Regions from separate parts of the Homo sapiens genome. Here region 2 is linked to region 1. A link is a loop called in an ENCODE intact Hi-C map of the cell type or tissue named here. Cell type or tissue: PC-3. All regions are shown on one strand. Each heading gives the region's core, and the rest is flanking DNA. Links, peaks and the distances in the headings are about the cores only. Region 1 overlaps SLC12A6 (solute carrier family 12 member 6). Region 2 overlaps SLC12A6 (solute carrier family 12 member 6).

What was found. Hi-C counts contacts between places; a loop is a spot of excess contacts. Peaks named below come from ENCODE experiments on the same cell type or tissue, not always from the same donor. Only the 100,000 strongest peaks of a DNase experiment are listed, where the experiment ranks them.
Region 2: a loop joins it to region 1, with 4 times the contacts of the local background. A loop is called at or near these places in 5 of 110 quality-filtered maps.

The regions. Positions count from the first base shown.
Region 1 is chr15:34,237,280-34,242,644 of GRCh38, reverse strand. SLC12A6 (solute carrier family 12 member 6) reads left to right here. Exons shown (of 26, transcript NM_001365088.1): 17 at 424-543; 18 at 1,308-1,412; 19 at 1,816-1,984; 20 at 3,485-3,680; 21 at 4,244-4,413; 22 at 5,095-5,226. Among named protein-coding and RNA genes, the nearest start is that of EMC4, 15 kb to the right of the region's middle. RefSeq lists an enhancer at 2,640-3,839. In PC-3, for the core only: a CTCF peak has its summit at 1,069 (motif pointing left); DNase peaks (open chromatin) are centred at 1,094 and 3,074; H3K4me3 peaks cover 633 bases; H3K27ac peaks cover 5,000 bases.
Region 2 is chr15:34,295,041-34,300,431 of GRCh38, reverse strand. All of the region lies in intron 2 of SLC12A6 (solute carrier family 12 member 6), which reads left to right. Among named protein-coding and RNA genes, the nearest start is that of SLC12A6, 40 kb to the left of the region's middle. In PC-3, for the core only: no CTCF peak of the experiment used is centred there; no DNase peak of the experiment used is centred there; H3K27ac peaks cover 1,763 bases.

The DNA.
Region 1 (5,365 bases), core at 345-5,344:
AACATTTCTGGCTGCGTGTCCCATCCTGGCTTTGCCAAGTAAGTATTAATTGTCCTCATAACTGCAGATGACTGATAGTGTTCCGTTATTTATATGGTTTTCCAGCAGTTGGAAACATCTTCTGTTGCAAAGGACAGTTTGGGGTTTAGTGCACATCTACCGACTGTTTCATGATAAGACAACTATAGAATTGAGAATAATCATTTAGAAACTTTTGTGGCAGTTTGACATTGCTACAGCATCCAGGCATGTGATAATTTTTCGAATAATTCATTTTTATTGCATTTTACAAAAGTTCTATTTATAATAGTTTCAAAGTTTTTAAAAAATAATACCTCACCACAGATAGTTTGAGAAGCACCTTTAACATAGGCTTCTTTTTCAGCTACTTTAAAAGATACTTTTTTGTTTTTAATTTTCTAGGGCCCTTTCTTTCATGGGAATGAGTATCTGTCTGGCTCTGATGTTCATTTCTTCCTGGTATTATGCCATTGTAGCCATGGTAATAGCTGGTATGATCTACAAGTACATTGAATACCAAGGGTGAGTGTGGATTTAATCTTGATCACTGCTAAAAGTAGCAAGACTAGCTAGTTTGGTTAGAGCCAGCTCAGTGAAAATATCTTAAGGACTCAGGTAACTTCATTTTCATAACTATATTTTGTACCCCTAATTCTTTAACCATCTTAATGATGCAAGCTTTTCATCACAAGGGAGATCCATTGAGAAAGTATGAATGGATCAATGGAAAATAACAAAGGACATTTCCAAATAATAATAATTAGTACTAAACAAAGTACAACACAAATGTAAATATTTTTGCTTATCTCTTCAGTCAAGGGGTTGTCTCTGAAATGAAAAAGAAATTAGTTCTGAACAACTTAGTAACTACTAAGACTTACAGCTTTCAAAAATGAGGACGAAATAACATTCTTATTCAGAAGATCACATTGAACTTTACTTTCTCTGCATTATTTTCAAAGTAACTTAAACTCCAGGTCTGTTATAATTTTCTAATCTAAATTGCTCTTTTACATTATTGTTTTGAACAATTACATAGAAGGACTGAATGAGTGACCCCTTCAGGCTTTATTGGGAACTGTTTGTGCAGTGCAGTCTGTTGGTGCTGTTGATCTACCTACATCAGGTTCATTATGTTAGTAAAGAACATTATGTAAATCATTAATCTGAGCTTTAATCTTCTACCTTGCACATGTGTGATTTTTAGATTCAGAAAAAAACTTTATTTTTTAAAATTATACTTACTATAGTTTAAATTTGTCTCTGCTCTTTTCTTTTTCTCACAGAGCTGAGAAAGAATGGGGTGATGGTATCCGTGGGCTGTCCCTCAGTGCAGCCCGGTTTGCTTTGCTTCGATTGGAGGAAGGACCTCCACACACTAAAAACTGGAGGTAAAGAAATCAACACTAGCAGTATTTGGCACATGGTTAACACACAAAAATATGTGTTTTGTTGATTTTAGGATAAGGAAACCATATGTGGCTCAAGGAATTGGTATAATGGACCTGTTTTGAACTATTCTAAATCCTTAATTTTTTTATTCCCTTTTCTTCATGTCGTTTATGATCAAGATTTCTACAATTTATTATTCTTCCTTGAAGACTGATCAACTTGAGATAGTACTGGGAGCATTCAAAATAATGCCCTTATCCTGTCATCTCCTGTGATCTCTTCCTTCTGTCAAATTACCTGTTTCATACAGATCTCCTGAATTAAAGGGTGGAGTCTGTCATTCTGTTCCCCAAACCCAAAATGTTTTCTCCTCCCCTCCAACCCCCACCAACCTCTTCACAGGCCTCAGTTGCTTGTATTACTGAAACTAGATGAAGACTTACATGTCAAGCATCCTCGCCTCCTCACCTTTGCCTCACAGCTCAAAGCAGGAAAAGGTCTCACTATTGTGGGCTCTGTCATCGTGGGGAACTTCCTAGAGAACTACGGTGAAGCTTTAGCTGCTGAGCAGGTAAGAGTCAGGCTTTTGAGGTATTGGAACTCAGTTTACAGCTTTGTGATGTTAAGTAGTAAGACCTCAAACTTCTACTTGAATCTTGTTCCTGAGTGATCTAGGAGGTTTCTCACTTAGTGCTGACCTTTGAAAGGACACTTTTTCCCAAATAATAAGATGAGCCAAAAATAGTTATTTATTATTTCTTCCTGTTTAAAGCATTACTAAATTATAAGATTATTAAGTCTAAACCTTATGTTCAAATATACTCCAAACATTAATCTAAGCACTGAGAAAAGTCATGTAAATAAATTGATCCCTTGAACTATGGAGAGGGTTCCTCTCAATCTTGTGACAACAAGGAGTAATGACCAAATTTTCTTCCTCTTTACTAATCTACGTGGTATCATGAGCAAGATTCCTTTGCCACTTCTGGTTAGCTGTATTGAACATTAAAGTTCTACTTTAACAAGGAAGTTGTTTTCACTCTAATACTTATTATATATGATAGAACTAATCCTATTGTTTTTGAAATGCCATTGTGTTCAATGGCATTTCAAAAGTTTTACTGTGGGGGGAGGGGGGAAGGATAGCATTAGGAGATATACCTAATGTAAATGACGAGTTAATGGGTGCAGCACACCAACATGGCACATGTATACATATGTAACAAACCTGCACGTTGTGCACATGTACCCTAAAACTTAAAGTATTTAAAAAAAAAAGTTTTACTGGATTTCATTTTGGAATCCTTTGAAATCCTAAACACTAGAAATGCTGAAGAAACATTACTCCAGAATGATGGTAAAAATTAATAAAAGGTACACAGGATTGAAAATCAGGAGAGCCTAGTTCTTAGCCGCATCACTGATTTAATCTGTGCCTTTGCAAAAATCATTCCATTTTCCATACCATTATTCCCAGGGTGGAGTAAGAGTAAATGAGATGATATCTCCAAATTGGTTTGACTAAATAAAGGAAGAGTAATGCAAATACAAGTGTCATGAATAATCACCATTAAAATGTCAAAAAGCATATGGGAATGGGAGAGGCGAAAAAGAAAACATACCTGAGAAAATTCTAAAGTGAAACTGAATCATCATACTGAGTTTCTGGTAAGATGAGTCAGGGCATGACTGGGGCTGAGGCAGGAAGGAGATCGTGTTCACAATAGTGAATCACCCTGGTCAACTGAGAAAGAATGTTGAATATTCACTTTGTAGAGATCCCTGTTCCCAGTTTTTTGGTATGGTGCAAAGGAACAAAAGCAGAACAGAGGAAAAAGCAGAGAAACTACATGTAGACAACCAGCTACAGAGGCAAAAATACGTAGTAAGCAAAAAGACAAAAGATCATGAAATTCCTTTGGGATAATTTTAACTTTTTGGACTTTTCTGTAGATGATATAGTATTATGAAGACTTTGGAAAAAGGTGGGGGATATAATATGGAGAAGGAACAATGGGTTAAAATGTCCAGAGTGAACCAGTTCAGTGTTGCGGTCCTGTGTCTCTTTCAGACCATAAAGCACCTAATGGAGGCAGAGAAGGTAAAAGGATTCTGCCAGCTGGTGGTGGCCGCCAAGCTGAGAGAGGGCATTTCCCACCTCATCCAGTCATGTGGCCTTGGGGGCATGAAGCACAACACGGTGGTGATGGGCTGGCCTAATGGCTGGCGTCAAAGCGAAGATGCCCGCGCTTGGAAGACTTTTATTGGTACTAACCATTTCTCATACAAACCTAAAGGCCCAAGTCGAGGGTATATAGTTAAATCTCTGTCACCCCCAGCCTCCTAAAGTAGAGACTATGCCATTGCTGAAGCATAGTCTTATAAGGCAACCTGAAAAACTATTGGTAGTAATACCCAGATTCTACCTACCCCCTTCAGCTTCACATTATGTTCATGAATTATTTCTGTCAAGTCTTGTGCTAGGAATTATCTCCAAAATTGCCGTGTTTTCATTTGTGATTTTCCATATTGATGTTCTCACAGGAATTGCAAGAATTGTTCTTCAGCATCATAATCTCTCAAATTCACATATCCCCCCTTAGAAATGTAGTAATGGGAATATACCTAGTAACATAAACTGTGGTTCTCAGTCTGTTAGCTATTCAGATTTTTCACAATGGTTTTTGATACGTAATGAGAAATAACCTACTAAGTAAATAGGACCCCTTGCTCAAAGAAGTGTGAAAAGAGCATTTCCTTGCTTTCCTGACATGCTAGGAAGCAAGGCAAGCCTAAGGATTCTTCTCTGCTTATTCTTTTTTCTCCCTAGGCACAGTTCGAGTGACAACTGCTGCCCATCTTGCACTGCTGGTGGCTAAAAACATCTCCTTCTTTCCCAGCAATGTGGAGCAATTTTCTGAGGGCAACATTGATGTGTGGTGGATTGTGCATGATGGGGGGATGCTTATGCTACTACCATTCCTACTGAAACAGCACAAGGTATTTTATACAACTTTTTTTTTACAAAAGTCTTTCTCCCTTCTGTCCTGGTTCACAGGACAGACAAATTCTTCCTCTGATTATAATAGTGTTGGGGTTTAGAATCAGAAGAGTTGGAAGTTATTCTAGGCTTTCCCATGATCCCACTTTCAAACAAGAGAAATCATTGTCTTTGTATTTGATACCTACTTATCTCCAAGTGAAATTCAGCCAATTAATAAAGTTCCATATGAGCCCTAGGGGAAAACAACAAGTGAACACATCTTTTTTTAAAAAATACTGAAAACTTAAGGTATATGTATATGTGTGTATTGCACGCATATATGCGCTCATTCCGTGGTAAGACTAATTAAATGAGATTTAAAATAGTAAATATATAGTCTGCATGTTGTCATTGATACACTGTCTGAATAAAGTACCCTCTTAACGTATCGTGAACCATCTTTTCTTTTGCCAGTGTTTTCTTGTTATGAAATTAAGGACTCCTTAAAACTGTATTAAATGTGGTGTTTAGTCAATCTTTTGCCCTAATACAATAACATAGCAAGTAGGAAGCTAGGAACAAATAGCCTTATACTACATATAGCAAGGTTCTTCTAGACCACAATGTCTAATGTCTTAGGAAATAACCTTTTTTGCCTCCTTGCTCTAATTTTTCACATGTGTATGTCACTCTCTCAGGTGTGGCGAAAGTGCAGCATACGGATCTTCACAGTAGCCCAATTAGAAGACAACAGTATCCAAATGAAGAAGGACCTAGCCACCTTCCTATATCACTTACGCATTGAGGCGGAGGTAGAAGTGGTGGAGATGGTGAGAAAGCTGAGTTTGAGATACAAGAGGTTCATTCCCCCATTCCTCTCCCTGTCTTCCTTGAATCTTTTCTGGTTTGGGAAATTTTTCAGATCTAAATGTGGATTAATCCCCTAGTGCCAAAAAAAAAACAAAAAAA
Region 2 (5,391 bases), core at 189-5,188, 58 kb before region 1:
ACCACCATAAATTCATCATTTCCAACAATGTTGTACTGTCGACACTATTTAGACATTCTGTGTGATTCTAGTTAGCTTCCCTTCTCAATCCTTACAGAGTTAAAATGCTTAAGACCTCAATCCTCCATTCTCATATAGCTAAACCTTCTACTTCACAGAGTAAACTGTATTTCTTTATTTCTAATATTCTTCTTCATAAGTTCTTACCAGCATCTGTGTTGACACCTATCCTTTACCACCTTCCTTGTTGTCGTTCAATATTGATCCATACACCTGTGCTCTAGAACCTTTCTTGCTTCCTAACTCTTGTGATTTCTAATTTTTTTATTGACTCCTTCCCCCTTGATATATTACAATATTCAATCTCTCTGTCACTCTTTCCTTTTCTTTCTCGCCGATTTTTGCTCATTTAGTCTTCCAAATAATTCTCAAATTTGTCCCGTTCTCTCCATCTTCACTGCTACTATCCTAGTCCATTGTTATTTTTTGTCTAACCTCCTAAAGCCATCCATTACAGTAATTACCAGAGGAATTTTTCTCATATGTAAATCTCATCCTATTACTCCCTCATTTAAAACCCCCTAATGTCTCCCCATGCTGACAAAGTCTGTACTGCTTAGCAGGTACATGTACCTACACGATCTAGAACATCCCAGCTTAATAGCTTCCTTGTTTATTACTCTTTTGTACATACTGCACACCAGATATAATGAATGTTCTTGAATGTCTCTGTTGCTTTAACACATTTATTCCATCCTCTTGGAGTGTTCTTCAGTTACCTAGCAAACAATCTTCATGTTAAGACTGAGCTCAAATACCACTTCTTCCTTAATGGTCCCTGTGATCACTCCAGGAAATGTAATGTAATGTACACGCTACCATACTCTATGTCTACACCTCCAATATAGTACTTTAGTCACCCACTGCAATCACTTGTCTTACCCGTATGTGCTGTAAGCCCCTTAGGGGTAGCTGCTGTGCTCTATTCATCTTTATGCATCTCCAGTGCCTAGCACATAATCTGACATTTATAGATGCTTAGTAAATATTTGTTGAATTAATATGTTGATTAATTAAAAGATAATACAAGGCAGCTTATACCCAACAGTTGAGAAAAGGTTAAACTAAAATATAAAGGGGCTTAAATGCCAAGCTGAAGTTTTTCGAGTTCACCCTATAAGCCAATGGGTCCAAATAAGTAAACCACAATCTATTTATAAATGTCTACACCAGTAGCCTCCGCTACCACCATCATCCCCACCATCATCCCCCAGCCTGAGATTTCAAAGTAGGAACAAAGGTAGAGCTTACAAAGGCAGCCCTTCCCCTTTGCTTTGAGGGACTCAGATTAGTACCCCACACATGATGTAGATTACAAATAAACAAGTGAAAATGATCTTCACAAAATGTTTGGGGTCTCCTGGCAGTGTCACTTGGAAAGCTTTCAAAGTATTTATTTTGTTGTTTAAGCAATGATGCAAACTGATAAAGGCAGAATTTTAGGATTATTAGTATGGAGGAAAATGTAGGATTGTTTGAAGATGGGAGAATTGGTGGCAATTGGTCTAAGCTGAAAAGGATGAGAATCTAAATGATGGCAGTGCAATGGAATAGATTGGTGTGGAAGCATACTGAAGCCACATTTAACTGGATTTGATGACTAAATATTGAGACTGAGGGAGGAAGGGGGAAGAATCAGGTTGGAAGTACATGTGCTCACTGCTTCTGTGTACCCACTTTCTCTGTGAATGACAGGATTCTTTTCTTCTTTTTTATGTTAGGTATATTAAATCCTGCTATTTTATCTCTGGAATGTCTCTCCTCCATTTCCCCCCACCCATTTTTCTACTTTTTCATGAACTAATCATCCTTCAAGATTTAGCTCAGTTATCCCCTTGACAACATCTCTTACCATTGCTTTATTTTTATTTTATTTATTTATTTATTTATTTATTTTGAGACAGAGTCTCACTCTGTCGCCTAGGCTGGAGTGCAGAGGCACCATCTCAGCTCACTGCAACCTCCGCCTCCCGGGTTCAAGCAGTTCTCCTGCCTCTGCCTCCCGAGTAGCCAGGATTGCAGATGCCCACCACCATGCCTAGCTAATTTTTGTATTTTTAGTAGAAACGGGGTTTCACCATCTTGGCCAGGCTGGTCTCAAACTCCTGACCTTGTGATCCACCTGCCTCGGCCTCCCAAAGTGCTGGGATTACAGGTGTGAGCGGCCTATTTTTGTTCTTTCCTTCTTGAGTCCCACAGTATTTGTACTTAAACTGTAATAATTTTATTGTTTCATAATTGTGTATTTTTCCCCTCTGAACTTCTTGAGAGCAAATGGTCACTGTTTTTGATATCCATAGTGCCTAGCATGTACCTGACATATAGTAGGCATTCAGAGTCTTGGTTGAATTAATATTAATAACTACTACTGCTGTCCTAGACAGTTAGCCTTAGAGATGTTTGCACATGGACAGACCGCCGTGGTCTATTAATGAGTCTGCCTGCCTGTCTCTAATATATCTAGCATTTATTTCTTTTTGCATTTTTGTACTCATGTTTCCTTGCCTAAAATACTGCTTTCATTTTTAGACTTCTACATAGAGAATTTCAGTTGTTTTCCATCTCCTTTAGACTCCTCTATTTGCCTTCCAAGATTTTCCTAATATGACCCAATCTTCCCAAGCAAATCTTTCCAGACATGTGCTGTATTTATTCCTCCTCTGTGATTTTGAGCCCTCCATGATTTTTAAGGTTTTCAAAAATCCTCCTTCAAGTTCACACTGCCTTGATCAATGTTGCACGTCTCCCTGTGGACCCTCACACTGCTTCCTGCTAGTGAGATGATCCAAGACCACAGCTGAGGCCTGGCTTTGCCATGGTTCCATTGGCTTTATTGGCTACACCACCTTGGGCAAATCATTTCAGCTTTCTCTGAGCTAGTTTCTTTATGAATATAGGAATAATTCTTCTTCACATGGTTGCTGTGCAGTTTTTATGTGATGATAGTAGGAAATTTTCCCTAAATTCAGTCTTTTAGAGACTACCTTTGTAATCTTTCTATTTTTATGGATCATCTTTGTGTTTATTTAATTTTTTTCTTAAATTGAGTCACTGCTTTTATGGTTTCCTTTTAAAAAGGAACGTTGTCACTAAATGAAATACCAGCATGCTTGCCATAAATAGAGTATAAATTAAAAATAGATACAATAAAGCAGCTAATCTTGTTAGATACTGTTGCCAAGCTTAGGCTCTGACTAAGCCTGTTAAAAAAGAGATTAGCAACATTTGAAGAGATTTTAAAGATATTCTAGCACAAACATTTTTAAAAATGATATTTGGCAAAGTGCTTCCAACTTTCAGTTAGCTGGGTTAATGGCAGGATGAGGGGAGAAGGTAGAATCAGTTAAAACTTATCAAGATGTTTAGTAGAAAATGAACTTAATAAACATTTGTAGTTAAATTTTCAAAAATTTGATTCTTATGGAGTTATCAGAAGTATACAAATAACACAAGTAAAACAGTTTGGTTACTAAAATTTTTTTTCAAATATCAAAGTAGAAGCATATCTACTTTTCTATGTGGATGTTCTTTATCTCTTCTTAATTTCTCTACCTTCAGTCCTGACTCTCTGTTGGATTCCATAACCACATGAGCTTTCCTTTACCTTCTCTGTGTTCTGCCATGCTCTTGGCAAAAAGGGATGGGGCAGTCTTACCTGGGTCGGCAATGTTTGTGAACTCTGCTGCATTAGCAACGCATCGATATGGCCATCTGTGGTCACTGTGTAGTTCCATGCACCAGATACCTACTCTGACTATTTGTAATTATTTCATACATGCCTTGTTGTGATCTTGTGCCTTAGATAATTATCTTCCCTGGATAATTAAAAGTTATGTATATTACCATTATTCATTCTTGTACCTAAATTTTAGGAACAACCAGTATGATATAGTAGACAAATCAGAATCCAAGTTCAAGCGAGTCTTTTTTGAAATTTACACTCAGTTTGCCTTGGATGAACCATTGAGCCTAATCTTGCTTTAGCTTTTTAATATTTCCTATCTGTATCACAGGGTTATCATGAGAACCAAAAGAAATATGTGAAAATATTTTAAAAACTGTAAAATGTTACTATGTGTAAGTTACTATTATTACCATCATTCTTTCTTAGTTTCTTAAGTTGAAGTTGACTTTTCAACTAGATTATGAGCTGCTTAATGTCAGGAAATATCTTATGCTCACTCTTGTTCCCCACAGCATCCAACACAGCTTTAGGCATGTTTAAAACTTATGGAATTAAATTATCATTGTTTATTTGAATTGGAATCATTAATAAAATTGTACTGGGAAATGTAGTACAGACAGTCCTTAACAATTACTATTATAAATAATTGTATCACAACATTCCAAACTGTGTGTTTGTTTGTTTTTGAGATGAAGTTTCGCTCTTGTCACCCAGGCTGGAGTACAATGGCGTGATCTCAGCTCATTGCAACCTCCTTCTCCTGGGTTCAAGCAATTCTCCTGCCTCAGCCTCCCGAGTAGCTGGGCTTACACGCATGTGCCACCATGCCTGGCTAATTTTTTGTATTTTTAGTAGAGATAGGGTTTCTCTATGTTGGTCAGGCTAGTCTTGAACTCCCAACTTCAGGTGATCCGCCTACCTTGGCCTCCCAAAGTGCTGGGATTACAGGTGTGAGCCACCGCACCCAGCCTCCAAACTGTATGTTAATGTGTATTTTGTCCACACTATAAATGTATCAAATTTTTTGATACAAGAATAGTGACTCAAACTATTATTATCACATGACTGTATCGTTATAAATCAATGTGTATATCAGTGCTAAGAATTCAACCACATTACTTTGATATTTTCCACAGTACTATTGTACTACAAAATGTTTAGAATTCCAAGAAATATGCCCAGCTACCTAAATTCTAATTTGTCGCCATGACTCTTTTTAGCATATAATTGTTATTATGTCTGTTGAGGATCATTCTGTGGCTTATCTCAATTTTCTGTGATATAGTATTATTCCTATTGCATAGATGGTAAATTAAAGCTAAGAAGTATTGACTCATTTTCCCAAGGTTACACTAATAACATGTGGTAGAGCTAGTATCTCACCTGAGCTTTACCTGCTTCCCAGTTCTGTGTTATCTTTTCACTCTGCCTCATGTCTGCGCTCTGGGATAGTTGCACAGCTGTCATAGTGGGCTCTGTCTTCAGCATCATCCTGGAGGTTCCCTTTGCCTTTCCTGTAAAATGGAACAATCATGATAGTACTTACAGCATAGGATGAGATTGCTGTAAATGAGATAATACAGGTAAAACGTTTAGGTGTCTATCACATACATACCCTAATAAGTGCTAACTGTTGATAATTCTTT